Linked DNA regions of Homo sapiens: region 2 is linked to region 1. Evidence: chromatin loops called from intact Hi-C (ENCODE). Cell type or tissue: mammary epithelial cell. All regions are shown on one strand. Links, peaks and the distances in the headings refer to the core of each region. The heading gives the core; the rest is flanking DNA. Region 1 overlaps KCNMA1 (potassium calcium-activated channel subfamily M alpha 1). Region 2 overlaps KCNMA1 (potassium calcium-activated channel subfamily M alpha 1).

What was found. Hi-C counts contacts between places; a loop is a spot of excess contacts. Peaks named below come from ENCODE experiments on the same cell type or tissue, not always from the same donor. Only the 100,000 strongest peaks of a DNase experiment are listed, where the experiment ranks them.
Region 2: a loop joins it to region 1, with 2.6 times the contacts of the local background. A loop is called at or near these places in 7 of 110 quality-filtered maps.

Annotation. Positions count from the first base shown.
Region 1 is chr10:77,501,800-77,510,133 of GRCh38, reverse strand. The region is part of intron 1 of KCNMA1 (potassium calcium-activated channel subfamily M alpha 1); the gene reads left to right. Among named protein-coding and RNA genes, the nearest start is that of KCNMA1, 130 kb to the left of the region's middle. In mammary epithelial cell, for the core only: a CTCF peak has its summit at 4,978; DNase peaks (open chromatin) are centred at 3,923 and 5,043; H3K27ac peaks cover 3,832 bases.
Region 2 is chr10:77,247,450-77,255,783 of GRCh38, reverse strand. It overlaps KCNMA1 (potassium calcium-activated channel subfamily M alpha 1), which reads left to right. Exons shown (of 28, transcript NM_001161352.2): 3 at 4,528-4,589. Among named protein-coding and RNA genes, the nearest start is that of KCNMA1-AS3, 99 kb to the left of the region's middle. In mammary epithelial cell, for the core only: a CTCF peak has its summit at 4,326 (motif pointing left); no DNase peak of the experiment used is centred there.

The sequences.
Region 1 (8,334 bases), core at 46-8,045:
CCAGGACTGTGTGAATCCCCAAATCTCTTTTCTTTCCTTTCTATACTCCTGTCATCGCTTGGAGCTTGAAGTGGGGGGTAGGAGTGGGGAGAAAGGAGCAACACTCATGGAAGGAGAACCAGGCCTCCAAGCAGCAGCAGTGGGATTGTGCTAATTGGGTTATGATATCAGCCCCATAAGGTTGTAGGGTCTTGCACTCCACTTGCCATAGAGTTGGTGTTTGACAACTAATGATCCCCAGAATTTAGCTGTGCCTTGCTGAGGGTGGGAGGAGGACTGTTAGCCCAGCAGCATTGAGGAGTAAAGTGGATAACATCCAGTGAGCCATTCCCTAGCACAGTTTTAAAACATAACGTTAATTTTTGTTTTTCTTATTATAAACATACCACATGCTTCCCGAAGGAGATTCTGAAAATACATAAAAGCATAAAAATGCATATCCATTAGGATGGCTATTATCAAAAAAGTTGGAAAACAACAAGTGTTGACAGGATGTGGAGAAATTGGAACCCTTGTCCATTGCTGGCGGGAATGTAAAATGATGCATTCACTGTGGAAAACAGTATGGCAGTTCCTCAAAATATGACACATAGAATTACCATGATCCAGCAGTTCCACTTTGGGGTATATAACCAAAAGATATGAATGCAGGAAATCAAAACGATATTTGCAAACCCATCTTCATAACAGCATTATTCACAATAACCAAGAGGTAGGGCCGGGCATGGTGGCTCACGCCTATAATCCGAGAACTTTGAGAGGCTGAGTCAGGCAGATCACTGAGGTCACGAGTTCGAGACTAGCCTGGTCAACATGGTCAAACCCCGTCTCTACTAAAAAGACAAAAATTAGCCAGGCATGGTGGTGTGCACCTGTAATCCCAGCTACTGGAGGCTGAGGCAGGAGAATCACTGGAAGCTGGGAGGCGGAGGTTGCAGTGAGCCGAGATTGCATCACTGCACTCCAGCCTGGGTGACAGAGTGATACTCTGTCAAACAACAACAACAACAACAACAACAACAACAACAACAAAACCCAACAAAATGACAACAACAAAAAACAGTAACCAAGAGGTAGAATCAACTGAAATGTCCGTTCAATGTGGCATAGACATACAGTGATTATTCTACCTTGAAAAGGAAGGTAATCCTGCCACATGCTACAACATGGGTGAACACACCTTGAGGACATTATGCTAAGTGGAATAAGCCAGTCGCAAAAAGACAAAACACAATACTGTGTGATTCCACTTATATGAGATACCTGGAGTAGGCAAATTCACAGAGACAAAAAGCGAATGGTGGTGGCCAGAGGCTGGAGGTGGAGGGAATAGGGAGATGTTTTTGGTTACAGGGTTTCACCATGGGTTGATGAAAAAATTCTGGACGTGGATGGTGATGATAGTTGCACCACAATGTGAATGTACTTCGTGCTATAGAACTAGACACTTAGTTCAATACCAGCCTAGGCAACGTAGTGAGATCATGCCTTTACAAAAAGAAAAAAAGAGAGAGAGAGGGAGAGAGCACCTCTACAAAAAAAAAAAAAAAAAGAAAAGAAAAAAAAAAGAAAAAGGAAAAGTGGTTCCAATGGTAAATTTTATGTGATATTTATTTTGCCACAATAAAAAGAGCATAAAAGTCAAAGCAGGCTGAGTGGGGGGACTCGCGCCTCTAATCCTGGAACTTTGGGAGGCCGAGGCAGGCAGACTGCTTGAGCCTAGGAGTTTGAAACCACCCTGGGTAACATGATGAAACCCCATCTCTACAAAAATTACAAAAAAAAAAAAAAAATAGCCAGGCATGGTGATGCGTATCTGTAGTCCCAGCTACTTAGGAGGTTGAGGTGGGAGGATTGCTTGAGCCCAGGGGGTTGCGGTTCAGTGAGCTGAGATCGTGCCACTGCATTGCCGGCTGGGTGATACAGTGATACCCTGTCTCAAAATAAAATCAAATAAAAATGAAAGCAGCAGTTAAATCCTAGAGATGATTGCTGTTCATATTTGAATGTTTTATGTCACTCTTTTCTCTATGCATTTAGATGCATACATAAATATCTTCCTGTTTTATCAATAATTCTTTGAAGCTATGCTTTTAAATGATGCATATTAGTTTCCCAAGTAGATACACTGCAGTTTACTTAACCATCTCCCTATTGTTGGTCCTCTGAGTTATTTTCAGTTTTTCAGTGTTTCAGGTTGCACTGCAGTCAAGAACTGAATATGTCCATTTTTATTTACATCACAGACTTGTTTCTTTAGGACAGATTCCTAGAAGCAGAATTGCTGGGCCAAAGGATGCACATGTTTTTTAAGATTCTCTATACATTGCCAAGTTGCTTTCCAGAAAGGTCATGCAGCTTTCATGAAATCTCACCAAAAGTGTGTGAGAAAGTGGCTTTTCTGTTAGCTTTCCTTCCCTTTTCAAGAGGGAGCTCAGGGGATGCAGAGAAAAACAGGAAGGCAGTCTGGTCCCTTCAGATCTTGGAGCTGGGTCATAGCTTGGGCATGTTGTCTCTTGGGCAGTGAATGGGCACCTCGTTAGAGCACTGGGACAGGGCTGATTGGCACTCTGGCCACCCAGGAGCGTGGAGCCTGCCTGCAGGAAAGAACAGTCAGTTCATGGATAATCCCTTGATATTGGTGCTCTGGTTCTAGTCCAGAGATTTTTATCAGGGCTGACTGCAAGTTCAGCTCTGGGATGGGGCAGTGGGGGTAGTCTGCTGAGCTGGTCAGACTGAGCTTCCTGATTCGGTCCTCAGGTCATTTCAAGGGAACACATTGGAAAGTCATCTCCACGTTGCTCTTCTCCATTGTACGCAATACAACATTTTAAGGAACAAACAGTACCTTCTTCCTCATGAACATTATTCTGTTTAACAGGGAGCCAAACGAAGTTGCAAGAGTCCTCATTTTCCCATGGTGTTCCATAGAGCTGTTTGTATTTTTAATAAAAAACTAATAATTCAGAGGCTGCAAAGCATTTGTTTTTAAATTTAAAAATGTTTTATAGACTATGGAAACAAAAGTTTGCTTCCCCTGCCCATTTGGGAAACAGAGCACTGCTCTCATTCTTAGGGGACAGCATACACATGGGTCTGGGATGCATGGCCTGCTCCTCTGGAAGGAAGTTTTGCCATGGGCGGCTGGAGGGGCTTCAAACACTGAGCCAGAGAGAGGGTTAGGAGCTGAGGGCTTCATAGGAACATCTGTCTTTTACTCTCTCTCTTCATATTTCAAAGCTCTCTCTCTCTCCCTCTCTAACACACACACACACACACACACACACACACACTCTCTCTCTCTCTCTCTTTCTCTCTCTCTCGGAACATCTTTCTCTCTCTTTCTTCATATTTCAAAGCTCTCTCTCTCTCTCTCTCTCCCTCTCTAACAAACACACACACACACACTCTCTCTCTCTCTCTCTCGGAACATCTCTCTTTCCCTCTCTCTCTTCATATTTCAAAGCTCTCTCTCTCTCTCTCTCTCTCCCTCTCTGTCTCTCTCCCTCTCTAACACACACACACACACACACACACTCTCTCTCTCTCTCTCTCTCTCTCTAGGAACATCTCTCTTTCCCTCTCTCCATGTTTCAAAACTCTGTCTCTCTCTAACTCTCTCTCTCTCTTTCTCTCTCTGTCTCTCTGATAGATGCATACAGATTTGGTATTTAAAAACATCAACTCTGACTGTGTTCTTGGTTTCTCTCTAAGTATAAGAAGCCAACAAGGCTCCTTGAAGATTCCCTCTTTTGATATTAGAATGATCTTGAAAGGAGCTCTAACCATACCCAGAGTAGGGGGGCTCCCTTAGGTTGAACCCCTAGATGTGCTGCAGCCAGTGGGGAGATGCTGGAAGAAACAGATTGAATCATGGACCTGCCCATCAGGGTCATCTGAGGAGTCTCACTGTTGGTGGTTTCAGATCTTCCAGAAGAAACTCTAATTAGCTCTACACAAGAGCCAGAGGGGTTAGTCACCAAAGAGTGATTCACCCCATCACTCTTTGGTGAATTTAACCAAATTTAAATGGTGATAGGGAATTCCTTTTACAATTCCCTAAGAGGAAATGAGAGAAAGAGTTGGTCTTTCCCAAGCAGCATGGTTTTCAGGGACTTGCTTCTCCTGGTGCCTTCTCTAGTCAGTTGCCAAATCCTCGTGGCTCAACTCTTCTCCACTGCTGCTGTCTCTTTTCTAGTTCAGGCTTCCATTGCTGCTTGCTTGGACTCTTGCAGTACTCTTCCAGCTGGTCTCGTGACTCTGTCATTTCTGATTAGTCATACATCTTACTACCCACTTAAACTTTCTAAATGTTAGCTAATTACTTCACTTTCCTCCACAAATACTCTTTCATGGCTCCTCATTAACCAAAGGAAAACAAAAAGTCCAAACTTCTCTTCTTGGTGCTCAAAGATCTCCATCATTCCTCCCTGTGTTCCTGGGCTGCAACCCACATAACTAGTCACCCCTATCTCCTGCCTTATGTGGGAGTTCATTTTATCTTTTCTGCTTTCTTGTCTGTGTATCCTGAAATTCCACTCATTCTTCATGGCCTGGGGCTAAAGCCAGGAAGCTTCTGTTTTTGATGTTCTAAGTTAGAAGTAACATCTCTCTCCTCTAACTAATGAGCTTCCCCCCAACCAAAGCTTCTACCCCATTTCCTCTCTAATGGCACTAATCTTTTGTATCTTCTGTTAGGGTTTTTGGAATACTAGTGACATCTCCTAGAGCCTTGTAAAGCTCTTATTTGCCTTCAAGTGCCCCCCATTGCCAGGGCATGGAGCCTTGCACAGGGCAAATATTCAGCAATGTTGGATGAATAAATGAAGAGTGACCAAGGGTTGCCAGTGGTAGTCAGTCTTTATTTTCACCCCGCACTGCTATTTGCCCTGTACTCACTTGGACTGGTTCCTGCTGGTGAGAAACTTGCTACCCAGGTACCACTTATTTTAAGCACATTTATGCATTTCCAGGCACGTAGCAAGGGGGCAGCAGGTTAGTGATTCATGAGTAGGTGGAAAAGGTGATTGCCTTGAGAGCTGCTGACTCAGCCGCCAGCCGTTAACCCTGGTGCTCCTCTGGGCCCTGAATCAGTGAGTGGATGGCATGAATGAACAGATGGCCAAGGAATCTCAGGAGACCCGAGTCTCCTGGATTTGGACTTTCCAGCATTAGAGGTGCACAGCCCAGAGCCTCACAGGGAATGCTAGAAGCTGCAGTATAATCATGGCACATTTTCCTGGAGAACCAGTTCTTCTTGAAGGTTTGGGAATGAATATTATTTTGTATTCAATCACATTTGTCATGAGGAGGAATAAAATATGCATACATATTTTAAAAGATAAAATGCAACAATTTAAAGAAGCTTCCTGGCTGGACATGGTGACTCATGCCTGTAATACCTAGTGATTTGGGAGGCTGAGGCAGGAGAATTGCTTGAGCCCAGGAGTTCATTGCATCATAGTGCAATGAGCTATGATTGCACTACTGCAGTCCAGCATGGGCAACAGAGTGAGACCCTGTCTCTAAAAATATAACAAAAATAAAAAGATAAAATTTAAAATATATATAAAGAAACTGTCTGCTTGTGGAAGGCTTGCTTCAAATTCTAATCCAGACTCCCTGAGGTAGGAGGTAAAAGTTTCTTCTTTTCTGCCTTCAGGGCTGTCATGGGAAAGTTTGCAAGGATCTGGGCTAGTCTGGCACCCCTCTCGGTTGCTCGGTTCCCCATCACTGCCTTCCCACTCCATGGCTTCTCCTCTGCAGGGTGTAGACTATGATGAAGGTTACACTTGAAGAGCAGTGAAACAGAACTGGGTTCCAATCCTGCCAGCTGCACAGACACCATATCTGGAGGGTGATGGGGCAAGGGACATGCTCACTCTCCCTTTCCAGAAGAGATAAAGCCATATGGGCAACCTGCTATCACTGTGAAAAGTGAGTGGAATAAATTGTATAGTGAGTGAAGTGTAAGCTCATGGCGGCAGTGTAAGAAACACATTCTTGCCAGGCAGGCAGATAACCAAGAAAGGACAATTGGGAACACGTCAGCTGATGGAGATGCTACCCAATTGTATCCCTATGTGGAGAGACCCTCCAGCACCATATCCCAGCCACCTGCGCCCTGCCCCCCATTGGACCCCCTCTTCACTGTTTGCCAAGCTGAACATTGGACATGTCACATGTTCCCTCCCTCAGTGCCTGACTTACTAAACAGAAAATGCCCAGTGAAAACTTAGGTAAGATGTCGCACAGTGTTTGGCACTTGATACCTTGTTGCTAATATGGTGGGGACCCCTTCCAGCACTGAAAAATCCCGCAGCACTTGTGGCAGCTCAAACAGAGAATGTACCAGTCACTGGCTCCCCTGAGTTTCTTCAGAAATTGTTTAAGGAGTGCTGGATCCATGAGGGCAGAGGCTTGTCCCAGTCACTACACTGTCTCTACCTGCTGGAACAGGTGCTTAGTATGTACGCCTGCTCTGTGCTGGGCCCATGACTGCACAAGGACAGCTGACTTCAGAGGATTGCTCAGGATCACTGAGAAATTCATTTGGCAAAATATTGTGAATTTAATGGCCTCTTCAATTTGAAATAAAGCCACCCGGCTTTTTGAAATAGAGCTTCCTTTGGGAGCTTAGAACTAAATTCTTGGCTTCATAGAATGCCCTAGCTGGGTGGACGGAGAATCCCAACATATAGATGTATCTAGAATGTCAGAAGTGAAGTGATCTGTCTCTCCAAATCATTGGTGCTAGGGAGAAAGAGGTGAGCATGCTGTCTTTTTAAAGGATTCAACTAACTCTCAGAGCTTTGGAAGAAAGAAAAAAAATCCAAAATGTGTACTAGGTCAGTTTTTATTTGGAAGATGGATTTTATTGTTATATTTTTAAACTAGGAAGTCTCTTACCACTCCCATTCTCCTTCCCTGGCCTAGAGGGGTGGGAGTTCAGATCCCTGCAACATTTTAACCCAAAAAGCTCTTACCTGTTTACCTTTCTTTGATAGAGTTGCCAAGTGGTCTTGGTTTTGTTTTGTTTTTCTTTTAGAAGAGAGGATCTAGCTATGTTGCCTAGGCTTGTCTCAAACTCCTGGGCTCAAGCGGTCCTCCAGCTTCAGCCTCTCAAGCAGCTAGGATTACAGGCATGTGCCGCCACACTCAGCTCACCGAGCGGTCTTGAACAAAAAACCCAAATTGGTCCAAGTATGGATTATACACTAATGATATTTATCACCATCACTATCGTTGTCATTATCAGTTTTATTATAGTGACTTCCAGTTCGGTATCTATTGTGGGTGCTTGGAGCTTTTGCACATGTAATCTTATTTAATCCTCACACCAACCTAGGAGGAAGGTATTATTATTATTGCCCTTTTCCAGGTGGGAAAATTGAGGCTCGGAGAGTTGTAAGTGGCTTGCCTGATGACAAAGGGTGGGTGAGTGGTAGAGGCAAATTTGAACTCAGTGAAGAAAGAGTTCAGGCTTTGCTGTCAGATGGACTGAAGTTCTTCTCTTGGTGTCCATGGGGGTGCCAGAGATGTGGGGGTTCTTCTTTCTCCTTCCAAATCAGACGCAACTGAAAGTCTGAGGACTCAGCTTCAATCTGAGCTCTGATTTCTCTAGAGTATCCAGGATGGAAAAGGGGATGGTAAGATGAAGTTTGCAGGGAGGGCTTCCTGGAGGAGAGGGCTCTGAAACATGAGAGCATTCGGGCAAATAGGAAGGGCAGGTATTTTGGTGGATCCAGAGGCAGGTGGATTCAGAGGTGGGTGGCTCAAGAGTACGGGCCTCCGTCTCCTCGTCTTCCTAAGCATATTTAACTGTGAATGAAGCAAGACAAGAGGTGTATTTCTCCATGTAAGGGAAATGCTATGAAGAAAAGGCATTTCTGGTGTCAGAATCACGATTGTCAGTGGGAGTGTCAGGAAGAAACTTCGTGACTTTTTCTCTCTTCCCAGGCGCCCCCAGCTGTTAGGTTTCATGGCAACCCAATGTGGTAGAAGGCAGTTTCTTTTCCATTCTTGCTGTTAGATTTTTATGTTGTGTGACCTTGGGGCTGCCTTAGGGCCTCTCTGTCCTTCATGGGTCTCACCTGGCAGAGGAGGGGGATACACAGGGTGATTTCCATAGGGACTTACAGCTCTAAAATGCTCGAGTGTATGATCTAATCATGATGACACACAGTCAGCCACAGTGAAATCCCTGACACATCTCAAATTTGAACTGCATCTTTATGAGTGGAAAAACTGTTTCCTGCCCCACAGGACATTTTGATTTAACTAGGACACACCTGACCCTGGTCTGCTCACAGACAGAGAGAATTTGTTCTGTGG
Region 2 (8,334 bases), core at 75-8,074, 250 kb after region 1:
GCGCCACCATGCCTGGCTAACTTTTTATATTTTTAGTAGAGACAGGGTTTCACCATATTGGCCAGGCTGGTCTCGAACTCCTGACCTCGTGATCCCCCCACCTCGGCCTCCCAAAGTGCTGGGATTACAGGTGTGAGCCACCATGCCCAGCCCACTTTTATATTTTTTTATTTTGCTTTTTTTGGAGACAGAGTCTCACTTCGTTGTCCAGGCTGGAGTGTAGTGGCATACTCTTGGCTCACTGCAACCTCTGCCTCCAGGGTTCAAGTGATTCTCCTGTTTCAACTTCCCAAGTAGCTGGGACTACAGGTGTGCACCACCACAACTGCTAATTTTTGCATTTTTTGGTAGAGCCAGGGTTTCACTGTGTTGGACAGGCTGGTCTAGAACTCCTGGCCTCAAGTGATCCACCTGTCATGGCCTCCCAAAGTGCTGGGATTACAGGCATGAGCCACTGCACCCTGCCCTTAAAAAAAAATACACCGTGTATGTGTGTTCCTGGCATTCTTTTGTGCAAACACATGTCTTGTTTGATCTTGGAGTTTTGAAAATAGATGACTCAAACACCATTGTTCCAATGACATTTATCAAATTGCTTTTGTTTTTAGGAATCTGGCACACCGAGTACTCAATATCTCCACACAGTATATGGGTGTTTTCAGTAAATCTGAGAAGGTGACAATTCATACTGTCCAAGATGGCTGAGGTAATTTGTTGAGCTCAGACTATGGCAAGTTTAGCAACCAGGACAGGCTCTCAAGCAAGCTAGCAGAAGTGCCCTAAGAGGCAATGCTCAAATTATCTGTGTATCACACTGCTGCCCCCAAGCCCTTGTGTGGGACAATGCTTTGTTACATGCTTGGTTATTGTCTTATTCTATGACTCAGCTGCTGTAGGGCAGGGATGCTTTGCTTTCTGGGGTACTGTGCTTTCCTTGGCCTCATTTTACCATGTCCCTTGGGCTTCTGTCCTCCTTGTCCCTGAAACTATAGAAGCTTGCAAAAGGATTCCCAATGGCCTCAGCCCTTCGTGAAGAGATATTAGAGTAGTGGTACTATGTAGAAAGGAAGGACATTTTGGGAAAGGAGAGGATATTGAGATAAGGGCCCTACTTTTTCTATCTTTACCCAGTTACTAATGATCCATCTAGGCAATAGTTCATTTTATATTGGCTAAACCTGTACTATATGATTTATCACTAATTGCATAATAGCATGGGATTAATCTACAGAAGAATGACTCTATAAAAAAGAGTATATTTTGCCAGGTGCAGTGGCTCATGCCTGTAATCCCAACACTTGGGGAGGCTGAGCCAGGTGGTTCACTTGAGGTCAGGAGTTTGAGACCAGCCTGGCCAACATGGTGAAACCCCCTCTCTACTAAAAATACAAAAAATTAGCCGGGTATGGTGGCAGGCACCTGTAGTCCCAGCTACTTGGGAGGCTGAGGCAAGATAATTGCTTGAACCTGGGAGGCAGAGGTTGCAGTGAACTGAGATCGCGCCACTGCACTCCAGCCTGGGCGACAGAACGAGGATCTGTCTAAAAAAAAAAAAAAAAGAGTATATTTCATGACTCCAAGTGGCCTCCCATCTTCTGTTTTTCTTGGGCCTTATGTATAGGATATGTTAAATACTTAGGTGACTATTTGGGGTGCTCTATAATAATACCATTACCATGCAGACTAAAATGTAATCATTTTGTGTTTTCAAACTTAGAGTTCTCAGACAATGGGGATTTGTTAGAGAGATAGAGAAAGAGAGAGACTAAACTGACACTTCTAAGGTGGCTTTGCTAGGGGCCTAGAGAAGACAAGTCTCTGATGGGGATTCTATTTTCATGGCCACATCCAAAGTATTGATGTGTTTTCTGCAGCACCTGGATCTGGGCTGACAATGTGATCAAGCCTGACACGATAAAGAGGCATTTAGCAAGTTTCAAGACTACGTGCACAGTTACCTTAATACTGAGAGGCAGATCATCTCCCCAGGGAGCATTTCATCGTACATCATGGGGCAGTTTGCCTATCCTGTATCTCATTGAGAGGAGGCCTTCCAGCTGAATACGTGGACCCAAATGCATGTCCATTCAACAGAGTCTTCAGGGCCAGGGAGCTGTGGAGGTTATTTCCCTCCTGGATTTCTTCCCTCTCTTACCCTATCAGAGAGATGCTGATATTTGAGTTTTCATCTTCAGAGGGTAGCAGGATTCCTGGCCTCCTCCTGTCACTGGCTGATTTGCTTAAATAAGGAATGCATTAGTCCCCATCACTGACTCCAAGTGGAGGCAGCTGGAGCAAATTAGGATCAGCTACATTGGCCATCTGGATGCTGCGAAATCATTGCCATTGCAGGGGTCTTAGATTTTGAGTTCCTTACAGAATGATGTAGATGCCATTTGCAAGGGCTTCTTTCCAGTCCTTTTCTGCAACAGTGGCTTTGGGTGGCATAGGCCTATATAGCCAGCTCTGACAGATGCTCAGCATTCACAGATACACACACAGGGAGCCAAATGGACAGGGATTAGTCTTAAATCAGCTGTTTATGAATGGAGAAGAGGCCCTTCTCCTGGGTTCTGGCCACACCCCTTCTCTTTGCAGCTTTTTGAGAATGAGGTCAGGGCCAGGATCTAACTGCTTATGCCTCAGAAATAGCAGCACAGATCAAAATTAATCTTAAGCTTTTTGTTTTGCTGCCTCCTTTAGATAATAGAGGAAAAAGCGAAGGCCTGCTCATGTTTTTGTTTGCTTGTTTTTGTGTGTACCTTTGAAAGGAACATATGAATGAATATGTGTGATGGGAGGGGTTGAGGTGAGGCAGCTAAGAGGGATTAGTGCTGGGCGGGTGATAATTACTGATAGACTGCAGCATTCAATTGGAGCATGTTTTAGTTGTTTTTTTTTTTAAATGGCAGAATGAAATAAACCTCAGTGGTGTATTGTTTTAGCACCTCCCTTTATATGGAGATTTTATCAGTTGCTATGAAACTGCATATTCCTTTTACAGTGTCCAATTGTTTTTAATGGTCATTTTCTGGGCTGTGCAAGCCACCATTCTGCCCCAGGAGCTCCATGCAGTTTTGCAATGCTTTAAATGAGTATCTCATGCAGATTTCATTTTCTGTCAGCCACTTTGGCACACATAAAAAATACAGGAGTGTGTGTGTGTGTGGGTGGGTGTAAAAGAGAGAGATTCTGTCTCTCATACATACACAGGCACACGTGCCCGCACACACACACACACACACACACACACACACAAAGCTTGATCATGCTTAGTCTTTACATAAATTGGGATTCCTCTCTACCCACCAGCCAAGGCCTGAGAGATGTCAATAGATGGACACTGAGGAGACTGACTTCCAATGCCCTTCAGCCTGCAGTCTCTTCAGGGTATTAGCATACCTGGAAAGGTTGACCTAGCAGCCAGGCATTGTGTGTAATGGTGGTGCTTACTTTTTATTCTCAGGCTTAATTGTTGGCTGAAAGCATCTTCTTTATTTCTGACTATCCTTTATTTGCATTAATAGTCTCCTCTGTGAAAGATTAAAGAAAGTAGAATGTGTACTGAGGACAGAAGTGTCAGTGTCAGCCTAATCTGCTACATATTCATTCTATGGACCTTAGCATGACAGGTATCCACTGAAGGAGATGCCAAAACTGTCTTCCATCCATGGAGATTAATTTTGAGTGAAGAGTGTAAAGTAGGACAAGGATTGTCACATAACTGGCCTAATGGATTGCCTAATTGACTTCCTGAACTGGAACTACTTTCCTAAATATTTCAGAAGTGTTCTAATCATATAGATCATACATGCAGTGAATATATCTTTATGTATGTCCACACATACACACACGGACATTTGTACGAGCAAATTTGTGATCTTCAAATTGGTATCTCTTATGTAGTGACAGAAAGTAGATTAGTGTGGTCTGGGGCTTGGAAATGGGAAAGGGGATTGATTTAACAGGCATGAGGGATCTTACTGGGATGATGAAAATGTTCTGAAACTGGATTACAGTGATGATTGCATAACTTAGTAGATTTACTAAAGTCATTGATGAATTGTACTTTTTAAATGGGTGAATATTGTGGTATGTAAATTATGCCTCAATGAAGCTGTTAAAGTTGATATTCCTCTATTGGAGTTCCTGCAGATCCTAGACTACATATAATATTAAAAATTGTATCACCCTAAATTTTCACCTGCTTTTTTCCCACTGAAGTTTATCAACTACAATTGCAGAGAAGCTGGACTTCGAGATAACAGGGTCAGATAAAAACCCAGTGCCCTGAGACATAAAAGGCTACCCTGACCCCTATTGGCAAGGAGCGAGGTTGCTGCCCATTGCTGTATGAAGAGCCAAACCTGAAGCAGTAATGGGGGGCTGGGGATGAGGGTGAGATTTCCAAGCAGGTCCCCAAGGGCAATGGGCACCGTATTTCAAAGCTGCTTCGGTATGTGTCAAAAAACCCAAACATCCTGAGGTCCAACTCTTAAGTGATGGCATTCTCCTCTTCTTTTACAGGTTGTCTTAGTCTTTGCTCTCAGCATCGGTGCACTTGTAATATACTTCATAGATTCATCAAAGTGAGTATTCAAATATACTTTCTTGCCCTCGTTTCATAAACAATCATGAGCCTTTACATTGATCCATTTATTTACCTTGACACCAACCTTTGCAAGACCTTCTGAGTGCAGAAGATTTTGGAGGAAGCTAGTGCTGTACTGTACTGATTTTCTAAATGGGAAAGAAAGTTCTCAGAAGGAAGGCTATTTTGAGTCTGCTGGCATAGGAGGGTGAGGTATATGAGGTCAAGTCTTCTTGCTGGGTATTACTTATTTTTAAAGAGCTGTTTCCTAATGATGTATTTGCACTGAAGATGTCAAGTAGTTAAGATGACTTGATGGGAATTTGCAACTTCTGGGAGGGTGACAGTTTCCCACAGATGAGGGTCTGAGCCATTCTTGCTATGGTTGTAGGATCCTTTTCTCAATTGGGTTTCCAATGCTTTGATCTTACTGGAGGTCAGATTAGAAAGCATGATGCTATCCTTTCACCTGCCAATCGGGTATTCAGCTGAAGCATTGCACGCTGGTGCTTCTTGACTTGTGAAGGTAAGGAGATGGATGGAGGAGTTCATCATGACCCCCAGAGGTGGAGGCCCTGGCCATTTGAGGACTTCTAGAGTGGACACTCATGCAGACTCCTTGGGTGCCAGCCGAATGGACTGGTGCTCCAGAGTGAGCCTGGGTGACAGATGATAAAGACCTTGCAGAAGGATGAAGAGGGCACAGACTAGAACTGCAATGTTGCAGCCAGTTCTGCCCTGATTCCTGCAGGTGCCAACCCTGAGGAAATAATTTGTTCCAACTATACTATTGCAAATCATGAAGTTGATGGCATCTGGGAAACAAGCTGGAGTCTAACTCATTTTCTGTTGTGGCGTGAACTTGGCAACTCTGGTGACAATGGCCTTGAGCTTGTTGCCTTTATTGTCCACTGTGTGAGTGTTTTGAACTTTAAACTCTATCCCTGGCATGGTTGGCTACTAGACTTTGATACTAGGAAACCTGCTTGGTGTGCCTGTTGGCTCAGACTCTGGTGTGCCTGAATTCTGAGCTTAGTGCTCCTTTCCTGTGGCTTGGGATGGTGGTAATTTCATGCACAGCTAAACTCAGAATTTCTCAGAGCCATCTGGTCACCGGCCAAGGATTTTGTGCATTTGGGTGGAGAGGCCAAAATGTCAGTCAGGGAAAACAAAGCAAATATCTCCTTTAATAACCTGTCTCTGGGAATCAGCCAAGTTTAAGCCTATCAGAGGTCCTTCAGCCCACCCCACATGCGAGGCTGGGCTGCCCTCACCCATCTCAGATGGAGAGTCCTTTAAACGCTGTCAGGAGACAAGATTCCACATGCTCCCTCCATCAGCTCTCCCGAGCCAAGAAAGAGAAGAGCTTGTTTAAGTTTGGAAGACTCCCATTGGCATGTCATTGAAGGTAAGCCCCCTTTTAAATATTTACTGTTAATGATTCTGGATCCTATTTGTATTGAACTGAAGATCCTCTAAAGCCCCTGGTCTTATTTCTCCAATCTCTCTCCAGGGGTGTTCTTACATGTCGTGGGGTGCAGACCCTGCCAACTTCCATGCTGAGACTCAGGAAAGAGGTTTGGGCTTGAAGCTTGTATGTCCCAGAGAAAGAAAACCCTAATGTGGAGGTGAGTGTGTTGATGGGTTAGAAGTCCAGATGCCTCAGCCAGCACCTTCCTTCCCTTTTCGTTTTTTTATTTTTTTTATTTTTTTAACCTTTTGTCCCTCTGTATTTCTCAGAAATAAAATGCTCTTTAGATGGATTTGGATTGTGTCTTTTTTTACAGTCTACTATGAGGCAGTCTTTTGTTCTGTAGATCCTGGTGTTCTCTGTTTCCGTGTGAGAAGATGAAAAGGAATGAAATTCCCCAATGCACCCTCTTCCCCTAATGTCCTACACCATCTCAATGTCCTTTGGCTTTAATTGTGATCCTTCTAGGCCTTGGCGAAGATGGCACTGGGAGTCCTCTCTGATTCTGGTTTCTTTTATGAACTTGCAAATAGTCTATCCCAAGGATGGAACTTCAGTCCTGTCCTCACCTTTTCCTGGCAAAAATGCCCATAAGGTTAGAAACAAGGCTATTCCCATTCTGCCTGAGGACTGTCGTAGCCTCATCCCAGCTTTAGCCTTTCTTCTCTGTTGCTAAACTGTGTGATTTGGCATAGCAAGGCTTTGTTTATAAGAAGACCTTCTGGTTATTTATATAGAAACTTTTCATTTTCATGACTTCATTTTGTTCTGAGAGCATATCCGAAGATTCTGTCCGGTGGCAGGCCCAATCAGTGGATTCAGCACAAGGGAGTTTTCCATCTTCCTTGGGAAAGACGGCAAGCAAGCTCAGTTTTAGTTTGGGAGAGAATTAGTGTAGAATCTCTAAAGCCATCTCTATGGTAAGTCCATAGATTTCCAGGAATAAAACACAGTGAAACCTATTAAAAAATTATAATCGAGCTTAGTGAATGAGAAAAAAAAATGAAGTTCTATCCACATATAAGATGCAAATGGAAAGAAAGTGAGAAAGTAGAATGTACATTCTTAAAATCCATGTCTTTCATTCAAAACTGTTACCAGTTTTACACATTCATGGTTTGGCTGGCCATCTGGGTATTTTGGAAAGACAGCTTTAAACTTCTCGTGGAAGTTATACTAAATCATCACCCTGGAAAAAAAGCACCCAGAATTCTCCAGATGAATTGTAGCTAGTATTTACACCCTTCAAATAAATGAATCAGGGGACAGTCTATAGGCTTTCCCACAAGTGAATCTAAACCAACAGACATGCGTGAAATGGCTTGTCTCAGTGAATTTTAGCCAGAGCTGCCCCTCCCCTCCAGAATGCTGAGGACTATCCTGTAGCACAAGTTTGAGATTCCAGGCTCTCTGCACCCAGCCCTTTGAAAAGTGCAAGGAATGCCGATTAATGTATAAAACAGGCTCCCTAGGTCTGCTGGACCAGCTATGTCTCGAGGCAGGCCAGCTCCAGTTGTGCAAGTGGACAAGCAGGCTAGGTAGTTATTTTACTTCTGTCCATTAGCAATACAGCTCAGAGAAAGGTCATCATTGGTGGTTTATGATCTTTTTAACCTTTTAAAGCTCTTTTTACTATCCAGAGGTGATGGATAAGTCACTTCCAAAGACAGCTGCACACCTTTCATTTTTGGCCATTAGGCAAAGACAGATCCCAGCATAGGGCGTTTTCTTTGGGTCTGATCTTAATGAACCTAGGGTGGTTGTGAGGGAAGACTCATTTGTGTAGCTGCAAGTGATTACTATCTGGCTAAGACAGATTGTCCTCAGAGCTCCTGGAATTGAAAACCAAAGATAATTACGTTAAACCTTACTAAAATTATGCTTTATCATCCCAGCAGTAGACTCTCTAGAAACACCCAAGCAGAGGAAGATGCCTCTGGACTGAGTCTTTGGTCAGACATCATGTTAGTGCCTTAACAAGCACAGACAAGCATTGAGCCCTCCACACACCATCTCCCCAAAGATCTCCAATTAGCCACACGAGGTGGATTGTGTACAAAAAGCTCCCTTTCTTTTGCATTCTTTTTAAAAGGACTCCTGCCCAATTTATGTCACACGTCACTTTAGTTCCTAATTCTGATGTCTCCCGACACCAACGCCAACCCTGTCCTCCCACATATTCTGATCCTTGTGAAGCAAAGATTTTTTAGAAATTGTACAACCAAGTCAAGAGTGCCTGCAGACGCCCTGTGGGTGCTAATGTCACCATTGC